3 separate regions of the Mus musculus genome follow, and all the other regions are linked to region 1. A link is a loop called in an ENCODE intact Hi-C map of the cell type or tissue named here. Cell type or tissue: left cerebral cortex. All regions are shown on one strand. Each heading gives the region's core, and the rest is flanking DNA. Links, peaks and the distances in the headings are about the cores only. Region 1 overlaps Gns (glucosamine (N-acetyl)-6-sulfatase). Region 2 overlaps Tbc1d30 (TBC1 domain family, member 30). Region 3 overlaps Tbc1d30 (TBC1 domain family, member 30).

Region 1 (6,386 bases), core at 1,734-4,233:
AATACTCATGAGGGTGACTGTCTCCACACGAACACTCACTCCCTCTACCACCCCCTCCCCCCAAACCAGATGTTATTTGTCTTCTGTAATTCTTTTTAAGTTTTTGCTCTAAAAATATATTAGTTATATATGCATATGTATGTATATGTGTCTTCATGAGTGTCTGTCACTCGTGTGTGGGTGCACACATGGAAGCAGGGAGAGGGTGATACCCTCATAGTGGGGCCATTGGCCTGCTAATGGTTGATGGACCTATATTCCAGTTGTCAGGATTGTCCAGCAGGCAGCTTTAACTGCGGAACCTCCTTTCCAGTCCTGACTTCTTCTACATTGGCCATTCTTCATCCTGGCCTTGGATGCCAAATTGATGCAGCCTAGAGTCACCCAAAATGGGAGTTTCAATTGAGGGACTGCCCAGGTCAGACTGACCTGTGGGGGAGTTAGAGGCCAGCCTGGTCTACAGAGCAAGTTCCAGTGCAGCCAGGGCCACACAGAAAAACCCTGTCTTGAAAAACAAAACAAACAAAAACAACAACACAACCTTCATGGCAGTTAAGCATGGGCTGGCCACTGAGCCAGCAAGGCCAGCAAGCAGTCTTCCTTGATGGTTCCTGCTTGAATTCCGGTCTTGATGCCCCTCAGTTATGAACTATGACCATATGGATGCCAAATAATTGCTTTCTGCCCCAAGCTGCCGTTGGTCAGAGCATTTTACCACAGCAGAAAGGAAACTAGAACATTTCCCTTTCTGCTTTTTGACCTTTTATGGTCAGTTTCACACTATTACTGAGTTTTCATCTTAGTACCTAGCTAAAACATCGTCTTATGGGTTTGACCTCTGGTGCTGATAAAACCCAACCAACCTTGGGCTTGGGTGTCTAATCCGTGGCTGAGTGAATGCACAGCATACCTGACTCTCCAAACAAAATACGCTATCTTGACTATTCTTACCCACACAGTATTTAGAATCACTTAGTTGGATCTTGAAAAAAAGTCTTAAAACTTTAATTAGTATATTTTATATGTCTTTACATAGAAATGATGTTCCTATTAAGATATCAAGCATTTTTCAAAAAGTACTGTTGCTTGTATGTATGTATGTATGTATGTGTGTGTATATATATCTATATATCTATCTATATATATATATATTTTTTTTTTTTTTTGAGATAGGATCTTACTACATAGCTCTGGCTGTCCTGGAACTATGTAGGCCAGGCTGGCTTAAAACTCACAAAAATCTACCTGCCCTTGCTTCTTGAGTGTTAGGTTAAAGGCTTGCACCACTATGCCTGGCTTACTTGAAGAAGTCATATCCATTTTTGGCCAGTGCCTGTTATTCTTAGAGTGACTTTTCTGCTACTAAGTGGAACTTTTGTGTTTTTCTTTTTTAAAAGATTTTATTTATTTATTATATATATATAAAATGAGCACACTGTAGCTGTCTTCAGACACACCAGAAGAGGGCATCAGATCTCATTCTAGATGGTTGTGAGCTACCATGTGGTTGCCAGAACTTGAACTCAGGACCTCTGGAAGAACAGTCAGTGCTATTAACCTCTGAGCCATCTCTCCAATATTTTTTCTTGATCTTGTTCTCTTTCTTTCTTTCTTTCTTTCTTTCTTTCTTTCTTTTTTAAAGTCTCACTATGTAACCCTGGGCTGGATTGGAACTCGAACCCACAGAGAGCTCCCAGTCTCTGCCTCCTGAGTGCTGGAATTTGAGGCACGTGCCACCACACTGGGTTCAATCTTAAGTTGATACATGGACTGCGTTTTCCGGGTTAAAATGAACTCTTCCTCCCTTTAATTACTCCTTCTGTGGACACCATCTGGTACGGTGTAGAACTCGCTGTGACCTTACACTGATCCATTCAGCCTGTGCTGATTCATGGAACCACAGTGAGGTGGACGGTACTGACTTCATTTAAAGTGGGGAAACCAAAACCCAAAACAGAGCTAGGAACAGGTAAATAAAGAAATAAAAATGTATTCAGAACTAGGCAGCCTGGCTGCGGAGGCTATGCTTAAACCCGAGCACAGCGCTGCTACCCACCCTTCAGTGGGCTTCCCCGTGTGAAGCCACCACACAGGCACTTACAGAAACAGATTTGTTTTGGGTCTCTGATTCCATACGGGCTGCATGTGTGTCTTCAGTATCATGACCTTTGTCAGGGTGAGTTAGCAGAGTTCATGAAACTTTCACCCCGGAGCACCTTACAGAGCATAACTGTTCTTGGTTTATACAAACCAGTTGCAGCCCTTGAACAGTAAGGGTTTCAATCAAATCCCCTAGTGATAGCAGTCTAGCTTAGAAAACACCGGCGATTAGTCAGGTGTACTGGCACGTGCCTTTGAGCCCAGCATTTGGCAGAGGCAAGTCCAGTCTGTGAGTTCAAGACTAGTCTGGTCTATAGAGCGAGTTCTAGGACAACCACAGCTTGACAAGGGAGACCTTGTCTCAAAACAAACAAGCAAGAACCTTCCCCCCCCACCCACCAAAAAAAAGACCAGCAAATTATCATTTTAGTTAAAAAATAAAATTCTTCAGGCCAGGTATTTCATTTAAAAACAAAATAACAGAAAACAAACAAAAAAAAATCCACCCACATATTCCTGGGATGCAATAGGACATCTAAGGACATCACACTGGCTTCTAAACTTACGGCGCTAGAGAAAGTCATCCCCTTCTCTCCGATGAGGGCCTTGGTTTTCTTCAGTGGCGTCTACAAAGCAAACAATTCCTCGTTAAACAATGTCTGATAAAACACAGAAATCAAAGTTTGTGTTTTGTTACAACTTAAATTTATATTTTATTTTGTGTGTACGGCAGTTTTGCCTGTGTGTGTCTCTGCACCATGTGCATGCATGCAGCGTCTGCAGAGGCCTGAAGGGGGCACTAGATCCCCTGGGAATGGACAGCGACATGCAGACTGTTAGAGGCCTTGTGAGTGCTGGGAAGCCTGGGTCTTCTGCAAGAATGAGTACTCTTAACCATTCAGCCATCTCTCCAGCCCCCTTCCTCTTATCTTAATCATTTACCTCCAAATGGTCAACTCTGACACAAAGTCAAGAGAAATGATTGTGGAGGTGAACCAAACAGGTTTGGCTACAGTCAGGTAAACCCTGTGCAAGCAGGAAGAGAAAGTTCATAGCTGATAGCATTGTTCTGTCCGCAAGTAACAAAATCATGGTGCTCTCTTATTTGCCAATAGCCCCAAGGCATGGACGCATCAGCAAGGACACATCCATCATTAACGGGAAATAAGGCAACACTTGGATTTTCAAAGACAGACAAGGTTGCAAGGCTCACACAGCCTACTTCCAACCTTACACATTCACTAATGGAACACCATAAGGACTCTACTGGCTAGCCCACTGCAGTGGCACCTGAACCAGATGATAGCATGGGTACAGAGGTGCACACAGACCCTGTCAAACATAAACATACCTGTTGCAGGGCTGGGGATTGAACCCAGGGCCTTGCATACTCAGGCATGCACTCTCCCACTGAGCCACATGTGCAGGCCTGTCAGTGTGTTTCATCTGCACTCGCCATCTTTTGTGCATCCCCTAAGGTTTGGAAAGGTACAGGGGGGAAGTTAACTTTACCCCAGAAGGCAGAGGAGCGAAGGCAGTTGTGTAACTATCCTTCAAAGGCACTCGGCTCTGTCTTCACTTCCCGGACAGCAAAAACTACCATGGATGAGGCTCATGAGGAGGTCTGTGATGATTCTGAAATACCTTTCAGACCCAAGAACGGACTGTACATAGTCTTATGTCCACGTGGCACAGTAATTTCTTAGAGACTGCACCTCCAGATACATACCGAGGCTCACCAAAGTCTCACTTTCAACAATATGTGAGTAGCCTTTTCCATTGACTTATAAGACCAAGCTGCTTGTAGTCTCCAAAGGACACCATTCCAACTTGTTCTAGTCAAGCTTTGATGATGCCAGTAGTAGACCCTCAAGAGACGCCATGGAAGGTCTGTGCTAAGCTGCAGAAGCAATGGCAGTAGCTGTCCTTAACTTATCACCGGTGCCAAGCTCAGGAAGTAACCGTGGACTGAATGGAACCCTGGCTTAAGGACAGGCGAAGGACGCCTAGAGCAGTGGTTCTCAACCTGTGGGTCTCGACCCTCGGAGGAGTCACACGTCAGATACCCTGCACGGCAGAGATTTACAATTGATTCATAAAGGTAGAAAGACCACAGTTAAGAAGTAGCAACAAAAATAATTTGGCAGTTGGGGGGGTCACCACGACATGAGGTATCAAAGGGTCACCACGACATGAGGTATCAAAGGTCGCAGCATTAGGAAGACTGAGAACCAGTGATGCAGAGAAAGAATGGGAACCAAGAGGGATTTAGTCATCAAGTTGATAAGCACGCAAAACTACGGACAGTGTTAGGTTTACAGGGAGACTATAGGTGCATCGTGCGCTAATCTCAGCAAACACTGAGCTAGGTGACTTGCCCTCACCACTGCTGTAGGACCTGAACAAGGTGATCAGTGACCTCAGGTGACCAATGACCTCAGAGAGTGCAAGTGAGAGAGAGTACAGCGGCCATGTGACACACCTGGTGGGAAGAAAAGCAGGAAGCTACTTCAGAACGGCACCAGGTAGGCCCTTAAAGCAGGGAGCCTTGCTGAGAGTCCGAGCGAGGGGGAGTGGAGCTCGCTGGCTGAGGCTGGCAAATAGCCTAACAGGGCAAACAGGAAGGAGCCACTGTGGTAGAAAAAAAAAACCCAAGAGACAGAAAGGGAGGAGTGGAAGGCAAGGCTGCGTAGGCATTTCAGTTTAGAACTTTACGCTGATCATCTACGTATGGTTGAACAAGTCCCAGTTGAGAGATTGCACTAGACTGAAGACAGTTATCCGTGCTAATCTGAGGTGACAGTGGCTGGTCGGGTGGAAACCATGTGACGGTATTAAGAAACAGCCGCCTTTACTCTCCTGAGCAAACGTGTAGCTTTACTTACCCTAAGCCAATCCCTTTATAAAAACCAAAGGCTTCACTGACTTCCCTGATCTCAGGCAACAGCGCGCCAAAGGTTTCGATGGTTCCTGTAACTCAGCAGCTGACTGCCTTTAAACAATGGAAGTCATCTTGCTTTAGGCAGAGCAATGTCACATTTACTCTTTCCCTTGTTCCCGAGTGGCCCCTGACCAACCCCCCACTCCCTTTACCTAGAGTAAATAAATGACTTAAAAAACAAAACCCGTGCTCATCATTAAGAGGGAAAAGCCATGCCCTGCAAAACCTAATAAAACCACAGTCTCTCAGGTGGCACATGGGACAATACAGTGGAGTATTAACTGTGAAAGATGAGGTGACCACACATAAAATAGGGTAAAGATAACTGACAGAGGCTGGAGAGATGGCTCCATAGAAAATAGCACTGGCTGCTCTTCCAAAGGTCCCAGGTTTGATTCTCAGCACCCCCATGACAGCTCACAACCATCTCTAGCTCTCGTTCTAACTCATCTGGATCACTCCTGAGGCCTTCGCCGGCAGCAGGCAGCAACACATAGCTGTACACTCATACATGGAGGCAGGACTCCCATACACATTTTTTTTTTTTATTAAATGTGGTGCATTCCTGTAGTCTCAGCTCGTGCGAGGTAGATGCATGAGGAGAAGGGTTTCAAGTACATCCTCAGCTACAGGGATAACCTCAGCTACAGGGATAACTGAGTCACCCTGGACTGTGCTGGATAGTTTTATGTCAACCAGACACAAGCTGAACTCATCTGAGAGGAGGGAGCTTCAATTGAGACAACGCCTCCATAAGATTAGGCTGTAAGCAAGCCTGCATGTAGAGCATTCTATTAACTAGTGATTGTTGGAGGAGGGCCCAGCCCATCGTGGGTGGAGCGAGCCAGTAAGCAGCACCGTCCGTGGCCTCTGCATCAGCTCTGGCCTCCAGGTTCCTGTGCTGTTTGAATCCCTGCCTTGGCTTCCCTGGACGTGCTGTGACAATGAACATTCAAGCCAAATAAATCCTTAGCTCCCCAAGTTGCTTTTGGCCGTGGTGTTTCATCACAGCAATCGTATCCCTAACTAGGACGTGGACTGTCTTGAAAAAAAAAATCACATTAAATGGAAATCAAGGGATATCAACTTTTGATGTGAGCCAGTGTGGGTGCGTGTGTATGGGGGTCCCCATTCCTTACCTTGCCTGCTATTGTGTCAATCTGAAACACAATTCCTCTCTCTGGTAGAGACACTATACATAAGGCTTTATTCATAAATTAAGTACCGTGGGTGAACCCCACTGACGACATTCCAGAATGCCACTGAAGACTCAGTGCAAAGCGCCCCTGTGGCCTTGAGGCAACATGTGGTGAGACGGGGCTACCACGGTGTTTTCGCAAAGCAG
Region 2 (6,386 bases), core at 3,226-5,725, 60 kb after region 1:
CCTTAATTCGCAGTCAGCTTGTAGGATGTTCCTCAAAATGTTCTCTTTCCTTAACAATATGAGGGACACTTTCTTATGTCTATAAAGTATTTTGAGACAGGGTTTCACTTTGTAGCCCAAGCTAGCCCAGCGCCTGTGATGTAGGGCCTCAAACTTATGATCTCCTGCCTCACCTCCAGACTTACCCCGTATACATTTTACATTGAGCGTTTCCACACATTCAGCTTAAATCTTAACTATTCCAGATAGTTCCGAGGTGTGATTTACTCAAATGGGAATTCACTGACATTATTTGGTAGGGAGGGTCATTACTTGAGTAGAGACTAATGATGGGCTGGCCCTGCTGTTGGTAGCCTCAGGCAAAGGCCACACTGCCTTGTTATCTCTGAGTTGACTTCAGATGACATCTTTTGCTTTTGGAAAACAATATCCCAGACATGAAATAAACCATGAGTCACATAATAAATATAATGCCAGGCTTGTGCTGTGGCTACTTTTAGAGTATTGTATTTTAGCACTAACTTAATTATCTGTTTGATACCCAAGTTGGCAGTCCTGGCTTTCCTCCCCAATGTAAACAAAATAACATTGTTTAGTTCCTCCGCTATTTATTGCTATAATAGTAGAAACATTTTAGAATGGAAGCTTTTTTTTTTTAAGTCTGTTTTCTCTGGTAATACAAAATGGAATGTTTGTTTGGGAAAGTAGCCTCCTCCACTCTGAGGGAGGAAAGAAACCCCTGGCCAGGCACTCACTCCATCCAGGGTTGGAGTTCAGCTGTAATAGCTTAGAACCTTGGTTTCCTCAGCCTGCTCAGCATTAGCCGAACTCTGGGCTTGTGGCTGCAGTTTGCTGTGCTCAGTACACTCCCTTCTGGGCAGCAGCCATTTCTGAAGCCAAATGATAATCAGAGGTTGCCTGATGAGCGTGATGTCTGAGGCAAAGGGTGTGGGGTGCTCTGAATGGCGTGTGTCACACAGCCTCGGGCTGTCCTCCCCACACCACAGGCTCCTCCTCTTGGCCCATGAGGCTGCCTCTCTTGCTGTCTCAGTGAGATGCCATGTGAATAGCATCCTTTGTTAAAGAAGACACAAAGCCCTAGGGTTGGCAAAGGAAAGAGTTCTGGAAGGTAAGACTGTGTGCACTGAACACTTGTCCTGGAGTTTTCTGCTCCTGCAGTTCATCGTCTTCAGCCTCAGAACTCTCTAGAACATTGTGCTAAACATCAGACCTTCCTGTGGTCCTTAACATCCCTGAGAGAGGCTGGGATGGCTAAGAAAAGCTAAAGGAAAGTGAATACATACAGTGTGAAAGCACCAGGCCAGTGAAGGATAGAGTTCTGTGCCTGAGCTTGTTGAAGAAGGCCAGGAGATCTGATGCAAATCTGGAGGACACTCTGGCTTTGTTCAGGAGGGTTTGGCTGTGTAGCCCTGGCTCTCCTGGAACTCACTCTGTAGGCCTCGAATTCAGAGATCCATGTGCCTCTGCTTCTCAAGTACAGGGACTAAATGTATGTATATGTATGTGTGTACATGTGTATGTATATGAGTGTATGTATACATGTGTACCTGTATGCATGTACATGTGTGTACTGTGTACATGTGTATGTACATGCATATATGTATATGTAGATATATATGTGTGTAGCCTGTATGTTATGTGTGCATGTACATGTATATGTACATGTGTATATATACATGTGTGTACATGTGTATACATACATGTGTGTGTACACGTGTACATGTGTGCATGTACATGTGTACATGTGTAGTCTGTGCATTTATATGTGTATATACATGCACATATATGTGTGTGAATGTATATAAGTGTGTATGTGTACATATGTATATGTGTCTGTGTACATGTGCATGTACATGCATGTATGTGTATGTCTATGCATGTGTATGTGTGTACCTGTGTATGTACATGTGTGTGTTTGTGGGTATGCAGGTATAGATGGAGGTCAGAAGACAATTTCTGTGCTGTTCTTCCTCAGACCCCATCCACCTTATTTTTTGAAACAGAGACTCTCCCTGGCCTCCTTCCCCATGGTTTTAAATATTTGCTTTCCTCCTCCCTAAGATTACCAAATAGAAACCTTTCTATGCTCCCGCCCCCTTGCTTTCTGAAGGCAACATGCCATTGTACTTTAAGAAAGACTTTTCCTTTTCTACAGCAACAGTGGTAAGCACAAGTTCAGGAGCACAGAAGGCGTGGGGAGATGACGAAGCAGAGTTTTAGTTTATTAAAAGAGATTTTAATATAGATTTTAAACAGAAAGATTAAGGGGAGGATAGATGTTCAGGAGGAATGTATGACACACCAAGAGTGGGCTTGTCAAAGGAGACTGTAAGTTTGTGAATGATAAGCTTAGCATGCATACTTGGGGAGGGAGGGAGAGATGGAGAGATGGAGGGAGAGATGGAGGGGGGTGCTCAGGGAAAGAATAAGACACACTCAAGTGTGGACCAGGCTTCTCAAGGGACAGTCACAATTAAGTACCTTAGCATCAGTTTTATATTCTATTTTGGTAACTCTCAAGTTATAGCTCCAAGGGTTGCTAAGAAACAATTTTCTCTCCATATTTTATTTTTAGATAGGGTTTCATTGTGTAGCCCAGGATGGCCTGGAACTTGCTATGGAGAAACCATTGTAGAAAGAATTGTGAGCCATTATCTTGTTCCTGATGAAAAGATCCAGATGGGAAATGTACTCTATCTCCACAGTTCAGGTCCTAGGACAAACATTGTATCTTAACTAAGTAAGTGTTGACTTGGTACCACCTGGGCAGGAAAAACACACAGCACCTGCAAAGCGCAGCTGGAACTGGAGCAGGGTCTTGCAGGAGCTGCAGAAAACCTTTGAAATTTCCATAGGAAGGGCAGATGAAGCGATTTCCAACTTGTCTCATCGGCAAAGGCAAGGAAATGTCTTTCCATTCGTAAGTGTTTAGATCAGGGCCACGTGTTTATGAAGATTAGCCAGCTGACCAGTACTCCCAGAGAACTTTGCTGAAGAGTCTGGAAGGGCGTTCTGTGGTCCCAAGGCAGTGGAAAGAGATTGTGGAACAGGCGTGCCAAGGGAGGTCCTGAAGAAGTCTGTCCAGGCGGCTTGCTAATGATTATGAAGCCAGACTTGGCTGTTCTCTGAAGCTTTGGAAGATTTGAGAGCTGAGATTCAACGAATGCAATGAGAAAGGGGGCGCTTTGAAGATTAAAGACAGCTTGGGAGAGATCCTCTTACACCTCCATACTTGGCTACCATATTTTACGTGAAATATAAGCAGAAGAAAAAAGTATAAACCAAGCTAGGCCTTCGGGCAGGGGTGAGATATAGTGCTATAATACCAGTTACTCAAGAGGTCGTGTCAACTGGATCACGAGTTCAAGGCCAGTCAGAGCAACCTAAGTGAGCCCCATGTCTGAAATATAAAAAGTATAGACCTGGGCGAAGGCTGCACAGGTAGCCTTAGGTTGGCAGCCCGGTCACGTCTTGGGCTGCCTGTCTCCCTAGGCTTGCTAGCTTGAGGCAGCTCCAGCAGCAGCGCCATGGGAGGTAGAGCATCTACATGGATGGATAGACTCAGGCCGGATGGGACTTGCCAGAACGTAGCCATCAACCTTCATCCATCGGGGTGAGCCCCTTTAATTTCAAGGTTGTAGCTATTCTGTCTCTCCAACCTACCACCCGAAGCCTTGACTCAGAACTACACTCTTTCAAGAGTCTTCTGTTTTTTCTTTCTTTCTTTCTTTCTTTCTTTCTTTCTTTCTTTCTTTCTTTCTTTCTTTCTTTCTTTCTTTCTTTCTTTCTTTCTTTTCATGTCTGGCAGATACTTCTTAAGAACCTGACCTCACCACGTCCCCAGAAACCCTTCTTTTGAAAACTGCTTCTTCAACAGGAACATTTTCTTACGATTCTGTTTTCCCAAGAGGAACTATATTGTTGTCGTCATTGTTATTAAACACGGTTCTTTGCCTCTCTAAGCGGCCTGGAAAGACTTGAGCACAATTTGGGCTGAAGGTTGAGGTCACCATCTGCCAGCTTCTCTGCCCCGAGGTCTGCTTCGTGCTGGAGTGGACAGGCCTTGCCTCCCCAGGCTGATAAAACCAAGTGGGCACTTGGTTGCCTGCACCTGCGGCCCCTCCATCTCTCCCAGGCTTAGACGTGAGGATACTTCTGCCTTGTTTCTGGTTTCTGTCCACGGAGCTGGCTCCGGGGCTCCGGGGCTCCGGGGCTCAGACCGCCTTGCTGCTCAGGCTGATGCCGGGATTGGGTGCCGAGGCGCCGCCTCCGTCTCTGCGTGCCCGCGCGCTCGCTCCCGCCCTCCTCCCCGCCCCAGCCCGCTCCGTTCTCAGCCGTTCGGGCTCCGCACTGCAGATGCCAGCCGGTCTCCCGGAGCTCAGCCGCTTTCTCTGATCCTCTTGACTCCCGGAGCTCCGGCTGCGCGCTCGCGACTCTCCAGGGAGCCTCGCCGGCTTGGACTCGCCGAGCCCTGCGTGAGGAGTCATTCCGGCGCCGCAGCCGCAGCCGCAGCAGCAGTGAGCAGCCGGGCGGCGGACGGCGCTGTCGGATGCGGCAAGACAAACTGACCGGCTCCCTGCGTCGCGGCGGGCGATGCCTCAAGCGCCAGGGCGGCGGTGGCGTGGGCACCATCCTGAGCAATGTGCTCAAGAAGCGCAGCTGCATCTCGCGGACCGCGCCCCGGTTGCTCTGCACCTTGGAGCCGGGTGAGGCGCGGGCTGCGGATGGGCGCTGGGGTGCAGGTGTCTGCCGAGCACCGCTGGCCTGGGAGGGATGGGAGCAGACTCCGGCCTGGGTGCGTTCAGCGGCCACCCGGGCACAGAGAACCCGCCACCCTGCAGAAACCACCCCGCGGCCTATGCGCTTAGCCTCCGTGCATGGTGGGGGCTGAGGGAAGCTGCCCCCGTCAGCCCAGGCCGCGTCACCTATTGTGCTCCAGGTTCGCTGGAAGCCAGACCTCCGGAGAGGTGTGTGGGTTGGCTGAAGCGCAGCCTTGACCCTACAGGTCTGAGGGAAGGGCAGCGGCTGCGAAGGGCGGGCGATCCAGAGCGTGTTTTCCCGAGAGAGTGCCCGTGCTGTGTTTGTGTTGGGGGTGGGAGGGGGCACGAGCTCGGTTCGGTAAGGTAAGGTCCAGGAGCCAGCCTAGCCTGGTGAGCACAAGCCCTTCCTACAATCAGCTTGTATTTACACATCCCTGCTTCTCCAGGCTCCGCACCAGCTCCGTCACCTGGCATAGTTGCTCTGGGGTTTAAGAGCCTGGCTCTGGCACCGGCGCTTGGGCGCTGGGGGTTCTGGCAAAGAGGTAGCCGCAGAGAACGCAGCTCTCTTTGCCCGCGGAGCACTCACCTTTCCCTTGAGTGGCCCCCTACTGTCCCCAGTCAGTATGTGGTCTCTCCAGCACCCTCCCCCCCCCCATGCCTTCTGGGACCTGCTCCCACCCAGCCTGAAGATTCTACAGCCAGGCACTGGGTCTTAAAGGGTGGAATGCGTTGCTGCCTCTCTGAACCTCGTGGTTTCTTTGTTTTTCTTCCCACCGAAGTGTCTAATTGCCGAGACTGTAGTATTTACTCGCCGTCTTCTTTTACCTTTACCCCCCCTCCCCCTTTTAAATCTCCTTCCCACGTTAAATAGTGTTTTGTATTTCTGAATCCGGAACAGCTGTGATTATCAGATGAAACATAAACCTTCTCTCCTCTCGTTTCACTTGGAAGAAAAGAGCGTGAAAATGACCCGATTCAAGCCTCTGCGTGAGGGCAGCGAATGATCAATTCCACTTAAAACCTGACTCATTTTTGACTATGAGAAAAATAGTTGTGGTTTTGACTGACTAGACCCAGTTGCTTTACAACACAGGAAAGCAATTGGTTTAAGCCCAGCAGGTGGCTCCTCAAAGTCAAAGGAGCGTATTTGGTCAAGCATACTAGGAGGCCAGTGGTTTTTGGGCAGTGACAAAGTCACCATAGGGCCGAGTTTCCTGGTCTTTGTTGTGATAAAGCAAGAGTCATAATTATAAGCTCTTACATTCAGCACCCCAGGCCTGGACAGCACTCTCTACACAGTCCATTTCGTTGGTTGGCACTGGAGGCTGACTCGATCCCACTACAGAGACTGGGAGGAATTCATTAAAACTAATTTCCAGAGATGAGAATCAGTGGGTAATTTACATTTTCCTGGAGAAGAAAATCATCTATCCAGTCATAGCGCTGCTTTGACTTTAAAGCTTCGAAATGACAGGGGTATTCTCAGATGCCGTGGGTTCTTGACACAGGACATCTAGGTGTCAATATGTGTATCCAAAACACTTGTACGGGGCTCCACATCACCATCAAGAGCAAGAACAACAATAGCAGCGTCCCTACCACCTC
Region 3 (6,386 bases), core at 805-3,304, 65 kb after region 1:
GAAGTCATCAAATGGAGTGGTTATAATAAGCAGGAAGAGGTGTGGGTGGGTGTAGCTCAGGGATGGAGCACTTGCCTGGCATGTGCTGGGCTAAAGGTTTGATCCTCAGCGTTACTAAGTCAAAGCAAACAGGAAGAATAGATAGACGGAAGTAGCCTGTTCTGCTGAGACTCCAACTCACCTTGTATGCACCAGGCCCTAGCGCTGCCTCCTTGCTGCATCCACAGCCTCATGAAGGTATTTTTATAGTGTTTGGTGTTCCAGTGAATCTAAGGCTTCACACATACTCAAAGGTTGATCTACTGCCGGGCCTCAGCTCTAGCCCTTGATGTTTCTCCTTAAGTGTCTTAGTCGATGCAGGGGTTGCAGAAAAACAAACTGTAAGTAGAGAACTCCCTTTTGTGTTTTGTAATTGTTAGTTGCCCAGGTGATGATATCTTCAGCCAGTCCCTGAAACAGTCCTCTGAGGTGGGGCTTGTTGTCCTTACCTCAGAGATGTGGGAACTGAGGTCCAGGCAGGCTAAGCAGCTTCAGTGTAGGACCCAAAGTGAATGCAGGTCTGTGTCTCCAGCCTGTGTGTCAGTCAATCATTGTTTTGTGTCTCCAGCCTGTGTGTCAGTCAATCATTGTTTTGTGTCTCCAGCCTGTGTGTCAGTCAATCATTGTTTTGCTTTTGCCTTACTCTGGGCATCTGTGAGGGCCTCCACCCAATGTTTATAACTCCATTTTATTGTCTTAGGTCACTTTTCTATTTTAATGTTCTGTGTGTTTTAATGTTAATGAATTTTTTTCTAAATTTAGTTAAAAAAACATTTTTATCATAATTCAGTAGAACTGAGTGTTGAATTTACTTATGAACTTTGTTACATTTTCCATAAGTAACAACGACCTAATTTTCTTCTAGGAGTTGATACAAAATTGAAGTTCACACTTGAGCCTTCTTTGGGTCAAAATGGTTTTCAGCAGGTAACTTCGTTTTTGGCTTTTAAGTCTTAATATTCACATGTATTTTAATACACTAGAGCTGTCAGTGTCCCGGGGTGCTGTGTTAACTTTCTCACGTTCTATGGATGCTGTTTTAGTTGGGGTTACTGGTGCTGTGGTAACATCATAACCAAAGCATGCTGGGAAGAAAGGTTTATTCAGCTTACACTTCCATAGCACTGTTCATCGCTGAAGGAAGTCAGGGCAGGCACTCAAGCAGGGCAGGAACAGGCAGGAGCTGATGCAGAGGCTGATGCAGAAGGCTGCTGCTTACTGGCTTGCTTTCTTAGAGAAGCCAGAACCATCAGCCCAGGGATGGCCCCACCCACAATGGGCTGGGTCCTTCCCCATTGATCACTAATTAAGAAAATACCCTGCAGGCTTGACTCTAGTGAGATTTTTATGGGGCACGCTCTCGGGGGTGGGGCATTTTCTCAATTGAGGCTCCCTCCTCTCCAGTGACTCGAGCCTGTGTTAAGTTGACATAAAACTAGACAGTGCAGATGCCAAGATGGAGAAAGCCTGAAAAATGTTGCTTCTGGTCCATCTTTTTCCTTTCCTAATATTTCTCTCTGGTCTTAGTGGTATGATGCTCTCAAGGCTGTGGCCAGACTGTCAACGGGGATACCAAAGGAATGGAGGAGAAAGGTAAGTGTTTTCTCACAGGGCTGGAATACTCAAGGACCACCGCTCTGACCACTGATGTGTCTGGGAAATCTAAAAGTGTATGCGTCCTTAATCATGCCCTGGGTATTTATCATTCGTGCCAGGTAACGTTCTACGTTCTGGGTGCGAGGGATGCAGCTGTGGAAACCACAGTGGGTGGAATAAGGGTGGAATATTTTGTCCTCGTTGAACTTACGGTGAATCAAATATAGTGTGTCACCCAGCGATAAGTGCTGGGGCTAACAGACGTAAAGCGGAGAGTGTGGGAGAATAAGGGGTCAGGAGGCGGAGTTTTATATGGATGTTGAGTAGGGCCCTAAAGGAAGTTGGTCACTTATGAAGCTGCCTGGGGTGAGAGCATCTGGACCAAGTTCTCAGGAACGTAGGAGACAAAGGTGGGAGGTGCCTAGAGGCAGTGGGAAGCAGGGGGCGGGGCGTCTAGCTACAGCTAGATGAGTGAGTGGCTGGGCCCCTCCCAGGCTGTAGAAGCAGAAGGGCTCTTCTGTGTCAGTGTGAGAGAGGAAGTACTGGGAAGTTCAGAGCAGTCTTGTCAGATGGGTTACTCCATCTGCTGGTGAGCCTCTGAGATGTGAGGGTACAGCCAGGAGGCACATAGACTATCATAAGTCAGGCAAGAAACAGGCCGGGGTGGTGGTAACTGGCCTTTTGCGTTTTGAAGCCTGAGCTTAGATGAAGGGTCGGATGACTATAAGATATAAACGGGATGTCAAGATTTTGGCTCAAGTTCTGGAAAGGTAGAGCTGTCGTTAGTGTAGGTGGGAGGAACAGGTGTGTGTATGTCTGTGTGTATAACCGGAATATGTGTGTGTGTGTGTGTGTGTGTGAGAGAGAGAGAGAGAGAGAGAGAGAGAGAGAGAGAATATGAATGAATGAATGAATGAATGAATGAATGATGAATATGAATCTGTTGGGATGCCCCATTCATCTCTAACACAAAGGTATCTGGTGGGCATTTGGGCAGGACTCTGATGCTTGGAAGTCTGCTTAGGGATATTAATCAATGCTGTTCCTGCCAAAATATGTCCAAGTACTGAAATTTAAAAAGAACTCTAAAGTTATTAATTTATAAACCTAATCATAATGTTGGAATTTGAACACCGAGTGTTTCTCAAGTGAATATTAACACGGAATTATGAAATTCATTGTTCAGAATTAGATTTTCTTGGTCAGGTAAGGGAATTAAAATACTCAGCGACTCTGGGTATTTACCTGTCAGGATTGTGTGTATGGAGGGGGTGTGTAGGGGGAGTTTTAAGGCAGAGGTCTTCATGGGAAAAAACGGTTCGTGTGTGGCCAAGCAGCTGTTGCCCAAGCAGAGAATGATTTAGAATTAAGCAAAACAAGGTCATAGAATTATACAGACTATTGAATTACCCGAAGTAAAAGAAAAATAAAACCTGGTTATTTTCTTCTCTAATGATCAGATTGTTATTTGGCATATAGTAGAACTCAACAAATATTTATTGCAAGAAAGAACAAAAAGCCCCAGAGGGTTCACTTTACTCCAGTAAACTAGACTTGTATGCCCGAGCTAGCCCCGGCCTCCGAACAGTTCCCAGCTAGCTCTTCCGGGATGCAGTCCAAGCTTACTAATGAAAGTGGCGATTCTGCTTCTCCAGTCTTCTCTACTTGTGCAACCCTTTAGGTTTGGTTGACCTTGGCGGATCATTATCTGCACAGTATAGCCATCGACTGGGACAAAACCATGCGTTTCACTTTCAATGAGAGAAGCAACCCGGATGACGACTCCATGGGAATTCAAATCGTCAAGGTAACGATGCTGAGCTCAGCTTCCCGTTCTAATGCAGGAAGAAGGACGCTAAGAGCCAAGCATTCCCTATGCAGAGGATCACATGACCTCTGCGCGGAGTCTGAGCATCTCCTTACGACCTCACTCCATCAATCCTTAGCGTTTGTACGGAGAACTTGACCGTATCCTGTCTTCATAAATTTAAATGTTGCCAGTAAGAGGAGAACATGAGCGAGCTCCCATACATATCCAATTTATTTAGTTTGGTCACACGATAGGAGGAATTCCTTTTTATTTTCTCTGGTACGGGTCAGGGATACCAATTGTACTTTTACATGAAAGTCATCGGACTGAGAGATTCAAAGGTGAATATATTTCATATTAGCAACATTTGGCTCTTATTAGAGTTTTTGCTAGTCTCACTGTTAATTTATAGTAGGTGTGTTGGCTGATGGATCTGTGCTTAGTGTTCTAGTCCGCTATGGGGGCAGCTCTGATTGCACACCTGCATTGCGGCAGTTGATAAGAGCTTGGTGCTAAGAGCCAAGATGCTGGTTTCTTGTGGTACCAGAATAATCCTTGTCCATAAGGCTCAGGCACGTGGGCTTTGACTTTGTGAGTGTTCCACAGTGGAATGCTAAGCTGGGATTTGAAAAGGAAGGCTGTCTCATCTACATTTTGGCCACCACAAGATGGCTAATGTGCTGGCACATTTAAATCCATTTAAAAAAAAAAAGGAAGAACAAACTAAAATGAGCTACTTTCTGCTCTAAGTTGGTTTGTTTCAAATGAACATTTTTTAAAAATCTCTGCACGGCACGTTGCGTGCTTTGCATTGTCTGCATTTCAATGTTTTATTTGGAATTTCAGCATAGGTTTCATAGAGACAAAATTCCATACTTGAAATATTCCCTTTCTGTTTAACTTACGAATTAAGGCTGTCCGTGCACTTTAAACAGGTTATGCTATTTAATGTATATGGTGTCTCATTAGCATGTGTGTCTGTGACATTTCTGGTACCTACAGAAGCCAGGTGAGGGCAACGGATCCTTTGGAACTTGAGCTACAGTCAGTTATGAGCTACCATCTGGATGCTGGGATTTGAACCCATGGCTTCTGGAAGAGCATCCAGTACTCTTATCTACCCAGCCATCCCTCCAGCCCTGTTTTGTTTTTGTTTTTGTTTTTTGTTTTTTGTTTTTTTTGAGACTTGTTTGGCTTGGAACTCACTATGTACACCAGGCTGGCCTTGGACTCACAGAAATCCCCCTGCCTCTCCTCCTGAGTGTGCTGGGGTCAGAGGAGGTTCCCACCGTGACCAGCTTAGGCAACACACATTTTATAATCATGCTACTAAAAGGATCTTTTTCAGTGAAGCGAGTGCTAATCAGTGAAACTGTCTCTCCTGAAAACCATAGCTTCATCTTAGTAATTCAATTATAGATATTAGCTCCATGTTATTACAGAGCAGCAGGTGTTATTACCTACACTGTAGAAATGTATAGACTAATTGGCAAAGGCTGATTTCTCTGTGTAATACTTGATAACTTTGCTGTTTTAATTTTAGTCTTTAGTATTAGGGCTTTAGCAGCTAAATCTTATACCATATTTTGTTCAAAGGATTAATCTTAGCACCTCTCATATGTTGAAACAAATATATATATATATATATATATATATATATATATATATGACTAATATACATCTTTAAAAAGGCTCTCAATTTACATGAAATTTTAATGGAGTTTTTTTTTTTTAACTGAGTAACCTTTTGTGTTGCTCAGGAAGCATTCTAAGGAACATTTGACTGACTAAACTCACTCTTGCGATTCTTTCTCAGACTGCATAGTTGAAAACAGTAGGAAAACAAAAAATTTAAGAGCGTTTTGGCTCATGTATATACGTTGCTTATAAATTAAAAGCAAAAAAGGTGAATATCTATGCTCATAGAGGTAAAGGTGAAATGAAGAAAAAAAAATTCAGGTATTTTTCCCTGAGGGAGTGTTAGGTTTGTTAGTCAGCTTTCAATCATGTGACCAGGCAGTGGAGAATACCTGAGATGGTCAACTCACAAGATATTTGGCTCACTGGTCAGGAAGGTCTGCTGATCCGTTGCTTTACGTCTGAGGCGGGGGAGCCATCATGGTGGGAAGTGTGTAGAGCCAAGCTCTTTGCTCCTTGAAGGCCAGGACTTGTTCCAACCACGGCAGGAGGTATTTAAGAACTGTTCCCCTCCCTTCTTAGGATCTGCATCGCACGGGCTGTAGTTCCTACTGTGGCCAGGAGGCAGAGCAAGACAGGGTGGTACTAAAGCGGGTGCTATTGGCTTACGCCCGGTGGAACAAGAACGTCGGGTACTGCCAAGGCTTCAACATCCTGGCTGCCCTCATTCTGGAAGTGATGGAGGGCAACGAGGGGGACGCGCTGAAGGTGAGTGTCAGGTTCAGACCAGGGCAACAGCAATGCTGACATTGGGGTATGACTCTTTCCTGCCTTGCCCCTTGCGATCGTTTGTAATTACCTGTGGTAGGATTCTCCCCAAGTTAAAGCCATGTGAGGTGACAGACTGCCGTAGCTGCCAACTATGAACGTTTTCACTTCCATAAGACACTTTAAAAGCAAGCATTGATTATGTCAATTCTCTCTCTCTCTTTCTCTCTTGTATATTTCTTCATAGTTTCTTTCCGTCAGACATTTGGGCATGGCTGAGCCAGCTCAGGTGCACACCACTTTGGCATTCATGATGGTGGCCGCTGTGATCTTATTTGAAGGCCCAAATGGCAGGAGTGTTTGTCCAGCGGCGTGTTTATGTGGTTGTTGGCAAGAACTTCCTCACACACTGTTGAAATGAAGGGTCTCCGGGGTTCGGTGGTTGGCTGAAGGCCTTTCAGTTCCTTGCCATGTAAATGTCCCCCATCTCAGACAGGTGACTGACATCCCTAAGAGCAAGGCCGAGGAGATGACA

What was found. A loop is a pair of places that touch in the nucleus more often than their neighbours do. Peaks named below come from ENCODE experiments on the same cell type or tissue, not always from the same donor. Only the 100,000 strongest peaks of a DNase experiment are listed, where the experiment ranks them.
Region 2: a loop joins it to region 1, with 2.1 times the contacts of the local background. A loop is called at or near these places in 2 of 42 quality-filtered maps.
Region 3: it touches region 1 in a loop (2.3-fold over the local background); 2 of 42 quality-filtered maps call a loop at or near these places.

What each region holds. Positions count from the first base shown.
Region 1 is chr10:121,367,484-121,373,869 of GRCm38, reverse strand. Gns (glucosamine (N-acetyl)-6-sulfatase) reads right to left here. Exons shown (of 14, transcript NM_029364.4): 2 at 2,667-2,726. Among named protein-coding and RNA genes, the nearest start is that of Gns, 5.6 kb to the right of the region's middle. In left cerebral cortex, for the core only: a CTCF peak has its summit at 2,899 (motif pointing right); a DNase peak (open chromatin) is centred at 2,885.
Region 2 is chr10:121,308,985-121,315,370 of GRCm38, reverse strand. All of the region lies in intron 2 of Tbc1d30 (TBC1 domain family, member 30), which reads left to right. It also overlaps the pseudogene Gm18987. Among named protein-coding and RNA genes, the nearest start is that of Tbc1d30, 39 kb to the left of the region's middle. In left cerebral cortex, for the core only: a CTCF peak has its summit at 4,518; DNase peaks (open chromatin) are centred at 4,346, 4,584 and 5,112; H3K4me3 peaks cover 1,893 bases; H3K27ac peaks cover 1,881 bases.
Region 3 is chr10:121,301,402-121,307,787 of GRCm38, reverse strand. It overlaps Tbc1d30 (TBC1 domain family, member 30), which reads left to right. Exons shown (of 13, transcript NM_001361015.1): 3 at 905-966; 4 at 1,567-1,632; 5 at 3,317-3,442; 6 at 5,666-5,851. Among named protein-coding and RNA genes, the nearest start is that of Tbc1d30, 47 kb to the left of the region's middle. In left cerebral cortex, for the core only: a CTCF peak has its summit at 2,233 (motif pointing left); a DNase peak (open chromatin) is centred at 2,172; H3K27ac peaks cover 215 bases.